2 separate regions of the Homo sapiens genome follow, and region 2 is linked to region 1. Evidence: chromatin contacts called from ENCODE Hi-C or POLR2A ChIA-PET data. All regions are on one chromosome and are shown on one strand. The core of a region is the stretch at or near the end of the contact, and the rest is flanking DNA. Distances in the headings are between cores, read along the strand shown. Region 1 overlaps CBFA2T2 (CBFA2/RUNX1 partner transcriptional co-repressor 2). Region 2 overlaps CDK5RAP1 (CDK5RAP1 mitochondrial tRNA methylthiotransferase).

Region 1 (2,906 bases), core at 271-2,770:
TAGTGAGACCTTGTCTCTACAAAAAAAAATTAAAAATTAGAAAAAAGAAAATCACCACTAGATGCTGAGACTACTAGTGAATAGAAAACTAATGAAAAACAGGACAACTTCATCATCTCTAAATATACCCAACAAATTACTTATTAATCACAAAGAGGATAGTAATTTTTGCAGTGGAGTAACCTGGCAGACATGACCTTAATACAATGATTAACCAATCACTAATATTGAGACACACTGATTATGTGCCTCCTTAAATGAGGCATTAAGGAGAATACATCCCTTCTATAGTATTCCAGCCTGAAATTCGTAACATTAATGTAATCATAAGGTAACGGCAACGAAACCCAAACTAAGTACAGAACAACTGGTCTGTATTCAAAATTGGAATGGTCAAGAAAAGAAAAGTACCAGGAGGGGAGAAGAGGAGGCAGGCAGGCTGAAGAACTGTTTTAGAATAAGAAAAATTAAAGAGCCGCAGTGGCTCACATTTGTAATCCCAAAACTTTGGGAGGCCAAGGAAGGTGGCTTACTTAAGGTAAGGAGTTCGAGACCAGCCGGAGCAACGTAGTGAGACTCCATCTCTACAAAAAGTAAAAAAAATTAGCCAGGCATAATGGCATGTGCCTATATTCCCAAGTATTCAGGAGGCTGAGGTTGGGGGATTGCCTGAGTCCAGGAGGTCAAGGCTGCAGTGAGCCATTATTGCACCACTGCACCCTAGCCTGGGCACCAGAATGAGACCCTGTCTCTAAGAAAGAAGAAAAAAGGAAAGAGGAAAGGGGAAAGGCAAGGAAGAAAGAGACATGCCAGTTAAATTCAGTGTGTGATGACAGACTGAATTGGATTGAGGTATAAGAGCTATAAAAGACATTATTGAAATAATTTATAAAACCTGAATATAGTCTGTGAATCAGGTTAATAGTATGGTATCATTATTACATTTTCTGATTTTGATAATTGTACTGTGGTTATGTGTGGTTATGTAAGAAAATGCCTTTGATTTCAGGAAATATGCATTTAAGTATTTAGGGATAAAAGGGCATATTTCCACTTTCAGAGTGGTTCAGGAAAAAAACTGTACCTCCAAAATACACACAATGATAAAGCAATTGGAGTAAAATGTAAACAACTTATAGAAAGTTGCAAGAACTCCTAAGTATTTTACTGTATCAAAAACAAAACAAAACAAAAAACAGAAAACAAGTCCCATCCATGACAAAAAAGTGTGAAGACACTCTTGTGGGTATTAAGTGAACATGTGTGTCAGTCCATGATCTAATGATCCCATTCATGACGGTCTCTTCTTTGGTTTCTTACTCTGATGATGACAACTACATGCCATTTTAATGTTTTTTTTTTTTTAAATTGGGCAGCCATTAGGCTGAGACAGCTGGCTCCAGTGCCTAGTAAGCAAACTGAAGCCCAATGTAAACATAAAATGAAACTTAAGCTTAACCAATCAAAAACAAACCTCTAACTAGGGACTTTCCACTGGATCATATCCAAATAAGGCAAGTGCCTAGCTACAGCCAATCAAGTAATTCCTTTACTTTGCTACAGCGTTCAGCCTATAAAAGCCTGCTTCTAAAGCAGAGCTCTCTGAACTTCTTCCAGTTTTGAATGCTGCCTGAATCCTTTAATGCTCACCTAAATTCTGCTAAATGTCTGTCTAAAGTTTTTATTTAAACAATTCTGAACATTTTTAAGTTGTTATTTTTTCTTATGTAATATTCATTTTAATACCTATAATGGGTACTCTGACATTCAATCTAAATTAATAGAAAACAGAAAAATAATTCTACAAATACACTTGAGATGCAGACATCTGAGTTTGATTTATCAGATCAAATCTCTCATCTAGCACATAAAAATGATTCTAGACTTTCAAACAACGTTAAAAAAGAAAAACAGCCAGGCGCAGTGGCTCACACCTGTAACCCCAGCAATTTGGGAGGCTGAGATCACTCCACTGCACTCCAACCTGGACAACAAAAGCGAAACTCCATCTCAAAAAAAAAAAAAAAAAAAAAAAGAAAAGAAAAAGGAAAAGGAAAGAAAAGAAAAGAAAAGAAAAAAGAAAAATAGGCCGGGCGCAGTGGCTCACCCCTGTAACCCCAGCAATTTAGGAGGCTGAGGTGGGCAGATCACTTGAGGTCAGGAGTTCGAGAACAGCCTGGTCAACATGGTGAAACCCCGTCTCTACTAAAAATACAAAACCTAGCTGGGCCAGGTGGCACAAGCCTGTAATCCCACTCAGGAGACTGAGGCAGGAGAATCACTTGAACCCAGGAGGCGAAGGCTGCAGTGAGCTGAGATCATGCCTCTGCACTCCAGCTTGGGTGACAGAGCAACACTGTCTGAAAAAAAAAAAAAAAAAGAAAAAAGTAAGAAAAATAAACACTGGTGCTTATAGTGAATTTGCTTTTCATTGTAATAACTCCTTACTTGCACAGAAGTTCTGCAAACAGCAACCTGGAATGTTTCTTCATCTGTCACTTAAGAACAAAATAATATTATATGGTATTTCAAGCATCAGGTTGCAAAAATAGTCTTTTTTGAAAATGAAACGCATTGTAAAATTTCAATCTACATTTTAATCTATCCCAAAACCAAACCAATCTTTTTATTTTAACATCAATATCAAGAATCATGTTTTACTTAAATACAAATGTAAAGTTAACAAAAGCATATGCCTACTAGTAAACTGGAGAAACTAAAAATATATAATTAATATATTTAAGATTGTATTTTACATTACTTTAAGATCAGACTTTTTAAAAATCACCTCTTTAACATCTACCATACAAAAATAAAATCATTTTTCAAAAAACCCTAAGAGGGGATTTGCAAGATTGCATAACAAGGGCTTTCAAGTCCAACAAGATCAGGGGATGATGATTTAT
Region 2 (2,906 bases), core at 116-2,615, 180 kb after region 1:
TTTTTCCTCAAATTTCTAATTATTACAACTTTTTTTTTGAGACAGAATCTTGCTCTATTGCCCAGGATAGAGTGCAGTGGCGCAATCTCGGCTCACTGCAGCTTCTGCCTGCCAGGTTCAAGCGATTCTTGTGCCTCAGCCTCCCAAGTAGCCAGGACTACAGGCCACCATGCCCAGCTAATTTTTGTATTTTTTGGTAGAGATAGGGTTTCACCATGTTGTCCAGGCTGGTCCCGAACTCCTGACCTCAAGTGATCTGCCCGCCTCAGCCTGCCAAAGTGGTGGGATTACAGGCATGAGCCACTGCACCTGGCCTAATTATTTTAACTTTTATGGACAAATACTTTCGTTTTGATAGGGCAGGGTAATGCAGAGGCTAGGTATGTGGCTATGGGTCAAGCTCCACTGTTACAGGCTGTGTGATAGCAGATAAGAGACTTCATTTCTGTGGGATGCAGCTTTCTCATCTGTAAAATGGAGTTAATAGTACTCACCTCACTGGGTCACTGGAATAATTTTTTTGGTGGGGGATAGGTTATCATTCTGTCGCCCAGGCTGGAATGCAGTGGCATGAACACAGTTCACTGCAGCCTTGACCTCCCTGGGCTCAGGTGATCCTCCCACCTCAGCCTCCTGAGTAGCTGGGACTACACTTGAATACCACCCTGCCTGGTCAATTTTTGTATTTTTTGTAGAGATGGGATTTTGCCTATTGGCCAGGCTGGTCTCGAACTCCTGACCTCAAGTGATCCGCCCACCTTGGCCTCTCAAAGTGCTGGGATTACAGGGGTGAGCTACCGCATGCAACGGCTGCTACTGTCTTAGATGACCATTGTATCAAACCAAATTCAGAAATATATTTTTGTATGAAGCACCACAAGGTTTTCACTGGTAAGAGGACTGATATGAAAATGTGGACTCCCTACTGTGTCCCTAAATGCAGCATTGGAAGTGGAAATACCTTTTCTAGTGCTTAGGGGAAATGTAGGCCAAGAAGCTGATCTCTGTCATGGAATGCTGTGGGTGAACAGGCCTATCCCGCCTTACTCTGTACTATTTTGTTTTACTTATGAATAGTCCTAGGGAGGACCTTACAGTTGCTATCCCTCCCTTGTAATCCACATATGCTGAAGGCCTCCCTTGAAGGTAAACAGCAGGCAGTCACCTGTCATCCTTTGCTGTGTATCACAGGTGTGAGCCTCAGCAGCGATTTCATTGCTGGCTTTTGTGGTGAGACGGAGGAAGATCACGTCCAGACAGTCTCTTTGCTCCGGGAAGTTCAGTACAACATGGGCTTCCTCTTTGCCTACAGCATGAGACAGGTGAGCCCTGGGGTTGGGGAGGACTGACATCATTCCTGACCAGTTTGGGGGTGGTGACTGTAGAGAACAGGGCAGAAAAGAGAGTGGCGGCAAGGCAGTCCTTGAGAAACCACAGGCTCTTACGATTCACTTCCGTTCATTTTTCTAGTACACTCTGTCTACTCTGAAACGGTTCAGCAATTTGATGATACATGATTACTGTGCCAGTATTCCTCATTAAAATATTTTAAAATTATGTTTAGATTGTTTGCAATTTGAATATGGAAGGAGAAAACCTTTTCTTTACGAGAAACCTAAAATTGTTTCTTAACATGCAGAACTCCTTTTTGGTCTGCAGATGTGATTTATTTTACCGGGGCCCCTGGTCATCTTCCCAGCCATCCTCAGTGATTCCTAACTTCTGTTTTCCTAGGCAAGTGAACTCACTTGGAGGCTTCCCAGGAAACAAAGCAGATTCCCAGGCAAAGCAGAAGGAGATTAGGAAAGAAGGAGAGATTAGTGCACTTTTCCTGAAGAGAAGGATAGTCCTGGTTGGCTGTCATTTTCTTGATTGTAGGCATGGATTTGCACGGTTCACTCCTCATTCCCTCAGTCACCTTTGTGGCAATGTGCTTGTGTTTGGGCAGGAGGTTGAAGGCCCCCTGTGGCCAGGGGGCTCAGAAAAGCTGGCTGACAAACGACTGAACCCATGACTTTATTGTCATTGTTACTGAGCTGCCATCAACCAAACTAATTTTTTTGTTTTTTTAAGAGGCAGTATCTTTCTATGCTGTCCAGGTTGGTCTCAAACTCCTGGCTCAGGCAGTCCTTTCACCACGCTCTCTCAAAGTGCTGAGATGACAGGCGTGAGTCATGACACCTCAACTAATTCATTTTAAAGCCACTGCGTAGTGTTCTGTGGGCAGCGTAACTGTGCCAATGTATGTATCATATTCATGTATCTTTTAGTGTTTTGGAGAGATGAAGCTTCAGAGGAGCTGTTAGTTTCTGTTTTGCTTCTTTTTTTTTTTGAGGCGGAGTCTCAGTCTCGCTCTGTTGCCCAGGCTGGAGTGCAGTTGCGCAATCTCGACTCACTGCAAGCTCTGCCTCCCGGGTTCATGCCATTCTCCTGCCTCAGCCTCCCGAGTAGCTGGGACTACAGGCACCCGCCACCATGCCCGGCTAATTTTTTGTATTTTTAGTAGAGACGGGGTTTCACCGCATTAGCCAGGATGGTCTCAATCTCCTGACCTCGTGATCTGCCCGCCTCGGCCTCCCAAAGTGCTGGGATTACAGGTGTGAGCCACTGTGCCTGGCCCCTTCTATTTTGCTTCTTTTCCATGGACATCACAAATATGCCAGAGAAATTCTTTTTTTTTTTGAGACAGAGTCTCGCTCTGTCACCAGGCTGGAGGGCAGTGGCATGATCTTGGCTCACAGCAACCTCCACCTTCCAGGTTCAAGCAATCCTCCTGCCTCAGCCTCCCGAGTAGCTGGGATTACTGGTGCGTGCCACCACACCTGGCTAATTTTTGTATTTTTTAGTAGAGACAGGGTTTTACCATGTTGGCCAGGATGGTCTTGATCTCTCGACCTTGTGATCCA

What was found. Hi-C counts contacts between places; a loop is a spot of excess contacts on that map. ChIA-PET counts read pairs that join two places held with the same protein, here RNA polymerase II (POLR2A). Pooled maps may share reads with other maps.
Region 2: a pooled map shows a loop between it and region 1 (6-fold over the local background). The contact joins two enhancer-like sites. A Hi-C loop is called at or near these places in 2 of 50 pooled maps. POLR2A ChIA-PET finds 5 or more read pairs at or near these places in 3 of 52 experiments (H1, activated naive CD4-positive, alpha-beta T cell and naive thymus-derived CD4-positive, alpha-beta T cell).

The regions. Positions count from the first base shown.
Region 1 is chr20:33,553,730-33,556,635 of GRCh38, reverse strand. All of the region lies in intron 1 of CBFA2T2 (CBFA2/RUNX1 partner transcriptional co-repressor 2), which reads right to left. Among named protein-coding and RNA genes, the nearest start is that of CBFA2T2, 65 kb to the right of the region's middle. RefSeq lists an enhancer at 1,297-1,456. Within about 2 kb of position 1,520, at least 13 of the 41 ENCODE cell types and tissues checked have a DNase peak (open chromatin) inside an H3K27ac peak, as active enhancers do.
Region 2 is chr20:33,368,915-33,371,820 of GRCh38, reverse strand. CDK5RAP1 (CDK5RAP1 mitochondrial tRNA methylthiotransferase) reads left to right here. Exons shown (of 14, transcript NM_016408.4): 11 at 1,192-1,322. Among named protein-coding and RNA genes, the nearest start is that of CDK5RAP1, 31 kb to the left of the region's middle. Within about 2 kb of position 1,365, at least 7 of the 41 ENCODE cell types and tissues checked have a DNase peak (open chromatin) inside an H3K27ac peak, as active enhancers do.